Regions from separate parts of the Mus musculus genome. Here region 1 is linked to region 2. Evidence: chromatin loops called from intact Hi-C (ENCODE). Cell type or tissue: gastrocnemius. All regions are shown on one strand.

The links. A loop is a pair of places that touch in the nucleus more often than their neighbours do. Peaks named below come from ENCODE experiments on the same cell type or tissue, not always from the same donor. Only the 100,000 strongest peaks of a DNase experiment are listed, where the experiment ranks them.
Region 1: a loop joins it to region 2, with 7 times the contacts of the local background. A loop is called at or near these places in 18 of 42 quality-filtered maps.

The regions. Positions count from the first base shown.
Region 1 is chr6:72,673,358-72,678,357 of GRCm38, reverse strand. All of the region lies in intron 3 of Tcf7l1 (transcription factor 7 like 1 (T cell specific, HMG box)), which reads left to right. It overlaps Gm31391 (a long non-coding RNA gene), which reads right to left. Exons shown (of 4, transcript XR_003956315.1): 2 at 1-112. Among named protein-coding and RNA genes, the nearest start is that of Gm31391, 21 kb to the right of the region's middle. In gastrocnemius, a CTCF peak has its summit at 1,882 (motif pointing left); DNase peaks (open chromatin) are centred at 380, 678 and 1,711; H3K27ac peaks cover 748 bases.
Region 2 is chr6:72,786,750-72,791,749 of GRCm38, reverse strand. Tcf7l1 (transcription factor 7 like 1 (T cell specific, HMG box)) reads left to right here and starts at 2,705. Exons shown (of 12, transcript NM_009332.3): 1 at 2,705-3,040; 2 at 3,125-3,188; 3 at 3,412-3,539. The coding sequence starts at 2,798. In gastrocnemius, a CTCF peak has its summit at 2,117 (motif pointing right); DNase peaks (open chromatin) are centred at 2,882, 3,135, 3,595, 3,903 and 2 more places; H3K4me3 peaks cover 2,922 bases; H3K27ac peaks cover 3,025 bases.

The sequences.
Region 1 (5,000 bases), 110 kb after region 2:
AGCAGTCACTGTGACAGTCACAGTGGAGTCACTGGTAGGGTTGTCCCTCCTGCAGCCAGGCCTTCTCCACGACTATGGTGCCACCTTTCCTTGTTCATGGATGTGTGTGCACCTGCAGGCAGAAGGAGGAGAAAACGGACCTGACCTGTGGATTCCTGTCTACAAACTGCTTTTGCAGGAAGCCCTAGAGCAGGAGCCAGAGCCATCTGCTCGAAGCCTAGCGAAGTGGGTTGAGTGTTCCATGCTGTCCCTCCAGATTTTAGGCCCTTCCTAGACCAGCACTTCCCAGGTGACACTGTGGGACAGGGTTCTGGAGTTCTATAGCGTGAGTTTGGGAGCATCCCCCATTACCCCACACCCCAGTTCCACCTAGGACAGGTGCCTGGAGCCGGCACCAAGCCAACTGTGGTGATGCTCATGTGCCCTGTCTGGAGTCCTGCGGGAGCCCTCTGCACTTTTTGCCTAATGATCACTGTATAGTGATTGACTGGGCCTAGTGTCTGGAGCCTTTGTCTGAGCTCCTTGCATCCCTCCCTGGGGACCATTGTCTGAGTTGGTGGTTGTTAATCCGCAGCCTCTGAGAAGCTGCCTGGCAAATGGGAGGTTAATGTGCAAACAGCAGGGAGCGTTGTCAGTGTGTGGGGTTGGACGGCAAGTAGGAGGGAAATAGTTAAAAATCCTATTCAAGGCCCGGAGGGGAGGAGGGGTGGGCGAGGGAGCAGGCTCAGCCTTGTGTTAATCTTACTGGAATGTAACCAGTTCGGGCAGTTTCTGGCTTTGGTATTGCCCTGTTGCTCAGGGGCCCAGTGTCTGGTCTCTGCCTCCTAAGCTTCCCAAAGGCTGAAGTCCTGGGGTCCCTTCTATCTTGACCGTCTCTAGCATCTTAAAGGAGCCCGACCAGAACATCAGGAGGCTGCTAAAACCCGGAGAACCTCACAGCCCGCACCACAGAGGAAGCTCGGGGAGGCGGTTGTATGGAGGAATCGGAGGGGCAAGCAGAGAGAATGTTTAGAGAAAAAGCCCCCAAACCTGTTTGGTCAGGCTTGTATAACTGCCTGGAGGTCTGGGAATGCATGCCTAGGGGAAAGAGCTGCTCCTGGACACTAACAGCTAACAGTGCAGCCTGTGTGCGTTGCTGGATAAGGGGGAGTCAGGGCGGGCGGGGGTCAGCTCACAAGTGGTGGTTTACTGCTTGACCGAGAGTGTGTTCATGTCTGCTGCAATTCACTGTTGAACTCTAAAACAGTCTTGTGTTGGTCTGGGCTGTGCCTCATAATATCTGCATATTAAAAATCCATCCAGCTGGACACAGGATTGGTGCACTTCCTCATATAGCCGTTGAGTCTTTGTTGGGGACGTTTAAGAAGTAAATTTTAGGTTGAGTCAATCGCTCTGTAAGTTCAAGTATTGGTGTCATTAGAAGGACCTGAGTTCAAGTCCCAGAGCACATGCTGAAGAGCCTGGAGATAGTGGGTGAGAACCCTCAGATCTCAGCACCCAGGTAAAACACATGGGGTCCGGAGTGGGCAGAGACGGGATTGCTGAAGCTTGCTGGCTGAGAGTAACGCAAGTCTCAGGGAGGGACTCTTTTTCAAAGCCATAAAGTACAGTGACAGAACAGGACACCCTCTGGTGCCAGCTGCATGCTGTCCCTATCATCTGAGAACTAGGGAAGGAGAGACAGATGCATCCCTGGGGCTCACTTCCAAGTAGCCTAGCCTGCTGGGTGAGCCCCAGTCAAGTGAGAGACCCTGTCTCAGGGGACTGGAGAGCCGGCCCAGCAGTTAAAAGCATCTGCTGCTCTTGCAAAGGAGGCCGCTTCTGTTCCAAGCACCCATATCAGGCAGCTTAAAAACTTTCTGTAACTCCAGTTCCTGGGGATACAATGCCCTCTTCTGGCTCCTGTAGGCACCAGGCAGTAAATATAAATAAACAAACCCAAGGTAGGCAATGCCTGAAAAATGACACCTGAAATTGACCTTGCTCCCAATGTAGGTAGGTACACACACATAATTGAAGGGATTGTGGGGGGGGGGAGAGAGAGAGAGAGAGAGAGAGAGAGAGAGAGAGAGAGAGAGAGAGAGAGAGAGAGAGGTAGGTAGGTGGTGGGCAGGTCTCTGTAAGTCCTCCTAGCCTCATGCCTTTTCTGGCCAGCCCAGCAGCAGGGAATGGGGGTACAAGGCCACCATGAGTGTAGGCGTCCAAGTGGCCACTCTGCTATTGGGAAACGGAAGGAAATTGCGTGGCAGCCAGACCCTGGGGCTTCCTCACTCCGGGCTACCATTTTGCTCACAAAAGTGAAAGCAGTGAAGGTTGCAACTATAGAAAGGTCTCTAAGTCCCCATTCGGCATAAGGCACCTTTCCAGAACACAGGGCCATAAGGCCCCATGGAGCTATTGAGCTGATCCGGAACCCCACCTAGCTTGTATATTCATCAAGGGAGCCCAGATCCAAAAGCTCAGGCTCTGCCCAGCCCTGACCCTGTGGGTCACCCTTCTGCGCCCCACCCCCCCCCACTCCACCCCTCCGGCCTGCCCAGCAGACAGGACTCTGGATTCTGTCTCTGTTGGAACCCACCAGCCATCCGGAGAGTCCAACGTACTGAATTTCATTTCTTTCCCGCTCTTGAGTTTTCCATGATTTGGGATTTGCAAATGATTTTCCTCTGGGAATTTTTTAGGCCATCCCATGTAGGTGGCATCTGACATTTAAAATCCTGTCGGTACCATATCTAGCTGTGTGGCCTTTGATAAATTAAAATGTCTGGAATCGGGCTGGTGAGATGGCTCAGTGGGTAAGAGCACCCGACTGCTCTTCCGAAGGTCCAGAGTTCAAATCCCAGCAACCACATGGTGGCTCACAACCATCCGTAACAAGATCTGACTCCCTCTTCTGGTGTGTCTGAAGACAGCTACAGTGTACTTACATATAATAATAAATAAATCTTTAAAAAAAAAAATAAAATGTCTGGAATCCCAGTCTCCTCATGTCAGGTAACGGGAGTAGCAGCAGTAGTGTTAAGCTCACTGGGCGAAGGGAGGGCAAACCGTACTGATATACTTGTCACCTGGGATACAGACGGGGCTTCTGTCATCATCCTAACGGGAACCAGACAGCACAATATGCCTCACAGACCGGCACCCCGATGCCCTCCCCGAATGCAACCTCATGCCTAGACATAAGTAAGTAGACATACACAGAGAGAGAGAGAGAGAGAGAGAGAGAGAGAGAGAGAGAGAGAGAGAGAGAGAGGCTTTAGAAGCTCCATTTTGGCCTTGGCCCCTCTTGGCACTGTGTTTCCCCACTGAGCTGCTATGATGTCCTAAGACACAGATAGAAGCAGGGATGGAAGAGACAGAAGATGCTACAGGACCAGGCTCTCTACCACCACCGCCACATCTCATATGGAAATGAAAACTACAGGATATTCTCCGTTTGGGCCATGCCCTTTGTGTCGTAGGGAGGTGTGTTTTTTTGTTTTTTGCTAGGCTGGGAGTAAATATGCTCCACAGCTTGTTGGCTTGACTTATAGCTTTTAATTATGTAAATAAGTAGGCATCCTCTCAGATCCCGTAGATACCAGTGGAGACCCTCCTTGTCCAGCAGTAGCCACCTGGACCTCTGAGGCCAGTGCCAGTTTCAGTGATGGCCTTCATAATTGTATTTAGGAAACCAGTGTCATGGATCTTTTTAACTATTCAAAGTGTTATTTATTCATATTGGTTCAAAGGCTGGAGAGACAGCTCACTCCACAAAATGCTGCCATGTGAACGTGAAGACCTGAGTTTGAACCCCAGAACCTATGTTTTTTTGGGCTTTTTGTTTGTTTGCTTGTTTGTTTGTTTGTTTGTTTGCTTGCTTGCGTTTTTGTTTTGTTTTGTTTTGTTTTGTTTTGTTTTGTTTTTTCGAGACAGGGTTTCTCTGTGTAGCCCTGGCTGTCCTGAAACTCACTCTGTAGACCAGGCTGGCCTCGAACTCAGAAATTCGCCTGCCTCTGCCTCCCAAGTGCTGGAATTAAAGGTGTGCGCCATCACGCCCGGCACTTGCTCGTTTTTAAAGGCCGGTGTGGTGACACATGCCTGTAATCCCAGCACTGAGAAAGCAGGGATGAATGGGTCCCTGAAACCTCGTGGCCAGCCAGCCTGGCCTACTCTGTGAGCCTCAGGTTTAGTGAGAGACCTTGTCTCAGAAAACAAAGCGGACAGCTCCTGACTATGGACAGCTGAGGTTGTCTTCTGCCCTGCACACACCCTCCCCCTCAAAAGGAAACACAGCAACAAAGAAAAAAAAATGCAGTGAGTCTAGCATAGAGGTCTTCTCTCTGTGAGTTGTCACCTGGATTCAAAGTCTCTCTCAAATCCCATCACCCACTCCAATTCTTAATGACATTTACCACTTGGGACAGATGCTTTGTCCTCCCTCATTAGATGAAGGCCACCTGCCTAGCCATATTGTCCTTTCCTCTTGCACAGCAGCCAGGGACAGAGTCCCAACACAGTGGGTGTACCATAAGTATTTGTGGAATGACAGGCAGAGTGTATTACAAACTGATCCATACTCCTCAGGCCTGTGTTGATTTTTCTGGAACTGCCCTGTTGTTCATCCCCTCCCGAGTAAACAGATTCAGACCCTCAAGAAAATCGGGCAGCCAAGCCCTTAACAAGCCAAGAAAGCCAGCCTTCATTTTGATTATCTTTGGGCTAAGTTTGCTTGGGAATTTGTATCTGTAGAAAAAAAAAGTCTTAGCGTTCACCGCTGTGAGGCAAATTTTTTGCATTCATTTATTCTTTCGGTGGTTTGGCCCCATAAAGCAAGGCTGGCCTGAGGGGAAAGCTGCCTGAAAGAATCCAAGTTTGTCTTTAGTGGTAGAAATTAAACAACTTCTCCAGGCCGTGCCCTCAAACTTCAGCCCCGTTTACTATTGAAAATTGTGTCTCAAGGGGTACAGAGAGGCGTGGGATAATGGGGACTGAAAAATGTTTGAGATTTGGACATTTTG
Region 2 (5,000 bases):
GAGTACACTGTAGCTGTCTCCAGACACACCAGAAGAGGGCATCGGATCCCATTATTGATGGTTGTGAGCCACCATGTGGTTGCTGGAAATTGAACTCAGGACCTCAGGAAGAAGAGTCCGGCCGGGCGTGGTGGCGCAGGCCTTTAATCCCAGCACTCGGGAAGCAGAGGCAGGCAGATTAATGAGTTAGAGGCCAGCCTGGTCTACAAAGTGAGTTCCAGGACAGCCAGGGCTATACAGAGAAACCCTGTCTCGAAAAACAAAAACAAAAACAAAAAAGAAGAAGAGTCGGTGCTCTTAACCACTGAGCCATCTCTCCAGCCCCCAACAGCTTAATTTCTATCTAGTAAAACTAATTTGTATTTCAACAACAATAGAAAGATTACTGTCCTTTAAGAACATCTTTCTCTTTTTAGGCAACCAAGTTTGTAGTGATTTATCACAGTGGCCATAGAGAACTAATACAATGAGCTCTTCATATGTTTATACACCACAGGAAAAGGGTTTTAAATAAGAGTTCCATAGATTCCTCCTATACAATTATTTTAACAACAACAACAAAAAAAAACCTTCTGCAAAATACCATATAATAACACGAGGGAGGGTGTGTGCTGAGGTACTCTGACCAAAGGGTGGAGGAGGTCTGGGATAAGCTACAGGAGAGCAGCAACTACCAAACTCAGGCTCTAGACTCACTCTTAGCTCTGAGCTCAGTGGACTAGCCCTAAGCTATCACTGTCACTGCCATGCCTCTGTCACCTAGTTTTTGTTTTGTTTTCTGAGACAGGTTTCTCTGTGTAGCCCTGACTGTCCTGGATCTCACTCTGTAGACCAGGCTGGCCTTGAACTCAGGGATCCACTTGCCTCTGCCTCCTGAGTGCTGGGATGAAAGTCATGTGACACCACTGCCCAACCCCTAAAATGTTTTTAAATGAGACACCGAAAGCTATATGTACTAATCTTTGTCTTAATGGTGTTTCTTTAAACCCATTATTGGTCCACCTAAGTCGGGGCTCAACCTGCCCAGTTCCCTGCTGTGGGTTCTGTGGGAAGAAAGATGCAGATGGACTGTAGCTCTCTCCATCACCCCCTTCTTAAAGCTGTAACTTTGTCCAGCCTCATGTGTAAGTTGTGCTTGCTTGCTTGTTTGCTGGCTTGCTTGCTTTTAAAGACAGGGGCCTCTCTAAGCAGTTGTCTTGTACCTCATTGTGTAGACCAGGCTGGCCTCAGCCTCACAGAGATCCACCGGCCTCTGCTTCCTCTCTCAGGTTTTGGGATTAAAAGCACAGGTCACCATACCTGGCTTTCAGTTGTGTTTAAAACATTTAAAAAATATGCTCATACTGACGTTCTAGACTGATTTTAAAATTTATGTTGTCACCAATGTCCCCATGGAGGATGGCTCCAAGTGGCGTTACTTCCCCCATCCCCAGCTGACTGAGGATATATGAGTCTATCTAGTCCCGAGGATTGAACACAGGACCTCATGAATGCTAAATACACGCTCTACCATCTCCATCTTTTAAATGATACCTAACTTGTGAGGGAATGAGTGCACATGGCATGGTCCACACGTAGAAGCTAGAGGACGAGTGTCTGTTCTCTACTTCCACCATGTGGGTACCGGACAGGGAACTGAAGACATGGGGCTTGACGGTAAGTACCTGCTGAGCCATCTTGTTAGCGCCCAGATACTCTCTCAAGTCTGTTTTTTACCTATGAAGCTAGTTAGGTAATTTGCTTATGGTGCTTGTGGGCTATCACGGCAGCTTCCTAATCAGCTTTGGGAGTTCTGGGTGATAATTTCTTCTTAAAATCAATACAGTTAAAATCCCGTCTGAATCCAAGACAGTGAGTATTGAATTTCACACCTCTTCTCCAGCTTTAGAGAGAAAGCGTGATCTTCAAGGTTGCAGTAGTTCCTTACTAAGAGGAAGTGATCAAAAACACAGTTTGGGGACAGGAATGCGTTGGAATACCATAGGAAAGGGAATGTAAGACCGCTCAACTTGTTTCAAAGTGTCACAAAATCTGGCTGAGTAGAAGGGCTGATGGGATCCTGTACTCGGCAGGCTGAGTGGTTGTGCTCGGCGGATCTGCGAGTCCTCGGCTGTCCCGCAGGGGGCAGTGCTGCCTGCCAGTGCGGTGGGAGCGGAGTGGGAACCCGCGCGGAGTTCTGGGGCTTGTTTGCAAAGAAAGTTAGGGGATGTGAAGGAGTGCGGGCCAGACTCTTAGAGGGAGGGTGCGAGAAAGGACTTCCCAGGGTAGCCATGGAGTTCACTGGAGGGGATCTGGATAAGTTCGAGGGGTAGGGTGGTCGCACGAGGAGGGTAGTTGTAGGCCCCGGAAGGTGCAAGCGAGCAGGACGCGAGTGTGAATACGAGTGTGCGTGCGCGCGCTGCAGTTCGCCTGGTTCCGAGAGGCGCGGGTGTCAGCTTGCAGCCGGGGCTCCTCCCTCCGGCCCCCCTGCCCCGCCGGGCGGTCCCTCCCTCCTTCCCCATCGCCCCTCCCCGGCGGGCCAGGCGCTGGGACGCCCGGGCCGAGAAGGCAGCGGCGGTGGCGGCGGCTAGTTGGGAGTCCTAGGTTCCGTGCTGCGGGACGATTCGGAGCCGAGTGTCTCTTGCCCCGGCTGGGCGGTGCTGGGCCCGCTTCCCACAGAGCCACGCCCTGTCAAAACTTTGTCGCCGCAGCGGCCAAACGATCGGAGCCGGGCCAGCGAGAGGGAGGGAGGGGCGCCGGGCCGGGCCAGGCAGGGCGCGGGGCTCCGAGCGCAGCGGCCCCGGCCCGTGGCCCCACCATGCCCCAGCTCGGTGGTGGCCGCGGTGGCGGCGCCGGCGGGGGAGGCGGTGGCTCCGGAGCCGGGGCAACCAGTGGAGGGGACGACCTCGGAGCGAACGACGAGCTGATCCCCTTCCAGGACGAGGGGGGCGAAGAGCAAGAGCCGAGCAGCGACAGCGCTTCGGCGCAGAGGGATCTGGATGAGGTCAAGTCGTCCCTGGTCAACGAATCGGAGAATCAGAGCAGTAGCTCGGACTCCGAGGTAAAGGGATTCCTAGGGTCAGCCTCTGGGGGACCCGGGTCCCGCTCCCGCTCACCCGCCCTCGCCTTTGTGTCTCCTCCACAGGCGGAGAGGCGCCCGCAGCCCGCCCGGGACGCTTTCCAGAAGCCGCGCGACTATTTCGCCGAAGGTAAGTGCCTTCTCCGTCAGTCTCCACTCTCCAGCCATCAGCGATTGGCCGTACGGGTCTCCACGGTCCGGGTGGCGGAACCCCTGCTCTCCTCCCATCGCTGCAGCAGCCACTCTGGGGCTCACTCGAGGGGTGCTCGGGTTCCAGATTCCCGCCCCGAGCTCCAGATAGCTACTCTGTCTGGGGGACCCCTGACCTCACTCCACTTTGGTTTTGTCCGCAGTGAGAAGGCCCCAGGATGGCGCTTTTTTTAAGGGACCTGCGTATCCTGGGTACCCCTTCCTGATGATTCCAGACCTGAGCAGCCCGTACCTCTCCAACGGACCCCTGTCTCCTGGTGGAGCGCGCACCGTAAGTGTCAGTCCGGCCGTGCCGGGACCGGTGGGCGTCGGGCCCGGCGGGATGCGCCCCTGGGCTTTCCGTGGTGTGGGGGATGGGGCCTCCTGCCTGAGCTGATCCTGGGCCGAACTTGTTTGCAGAGTCAAACTCCCCTGTGGCGGCCTAGTATGAGACTGCTTTTGGCCAGTAACGGGATGAAAGTAAAGTTCTTTTAACTTCTCGCCTTTGGGAGATTGCGGCCTGGTGGGACCTCCCAGCCTCCCAAATTCCTTGCTCCTACCAAAGGAAAACTTGGATTTGTGCCTGCCTTTGGAGGTGGGGGGTGTGTGTTTGGGGGGGGGGTGTCTCGCTTTCCTTCCCGGAGATTGGTCAGCTTTCCCCTTGGCAAGGGAGAAAGTTGGGCAAGGGCCTGGAGGATCCTGACTTGAGATGTCCTCTGACCTGCGGGTTCCCTGGGCTGCTGTGAGCTGTACAAACTCCTTATTTTGTGTGAACTATTCACGACCCACCCCCAATCCTCACCCCCAGGGCCTCAATTTTTCTGCAGAACTCTGGGTTTTAAACTCCTCTGAGATGGTTTGGAGGGCGACCCAAGGCATTCTTACTTGGCTTTTTCCCCCTTTTGTTGCGGGCTTTTCTCATTTAAAGCGAGCGCTGCGACACTTTAAACCTGTTAATGGGAGCGCATTGTGTGCTGTGTGCCTGGCATTTAGAGCGGTGATTAAGCAAATTGACCCGGCCCCAGACAATGTGCAAATGAGGGCGGATTCCTTCACCCCTCTCCAGCTCGGAGCTCCCGCCTCTCTCCCCTGCGAAATGAGGGGTGCAGTTCGGGGTTGGCCTGGTCTTCGAGCCGCTACTCCACATCCAAGTTTCCTATGCTGATGCTGGGTTGGATGGTAAATCCTGGGTGCACACCCTCCTGCTGTGCGGCGCCTTGCTCGTTGTCTCTGCCTCGCACAGAGCTTTCCAGAGTTGGTTGGTTCATTCTCCCTGCTGGCGTGTCTACTCCTCAGGAGTGCATCCCTGAGGGAACTGAGCTCGAATAAAAGTTCATCTTAAATATGATTATACTCAAGGGTGGCCATGGAAGATCTGGGCGCTGAATGGGTCGTTCCTGCTGTCATTTCGGGCCCTTGCTGGGTGGAGCAGGATGGCCTCCACAGTTCGTGTAGTGTGTGTGTGTGTGTGTGTGTGTGTGTGTGTGTGTGTGTGGGTGTTGTTCACTGGTTAGGGGTTGGGGGTTAGGGGTTGCGTTCTGATGGATGGAAGAAGGGCGTAGAACCACACTCACACCGCTTGCCTTTGCTCTGGGGTGGAGAAAGACCCTCACAGTTTTGGGCCTGCTCCACTTCAGGGTACCCCAAGAAGTCCTTTTGAAAGTGGATATAGGCCTAGGGCTTTGCTTTTGCACTTTCAAGGTGAAGGTGTGTGCCAATGTTGGGGACCACCCCCAGCTTTCCTGCCCATGCA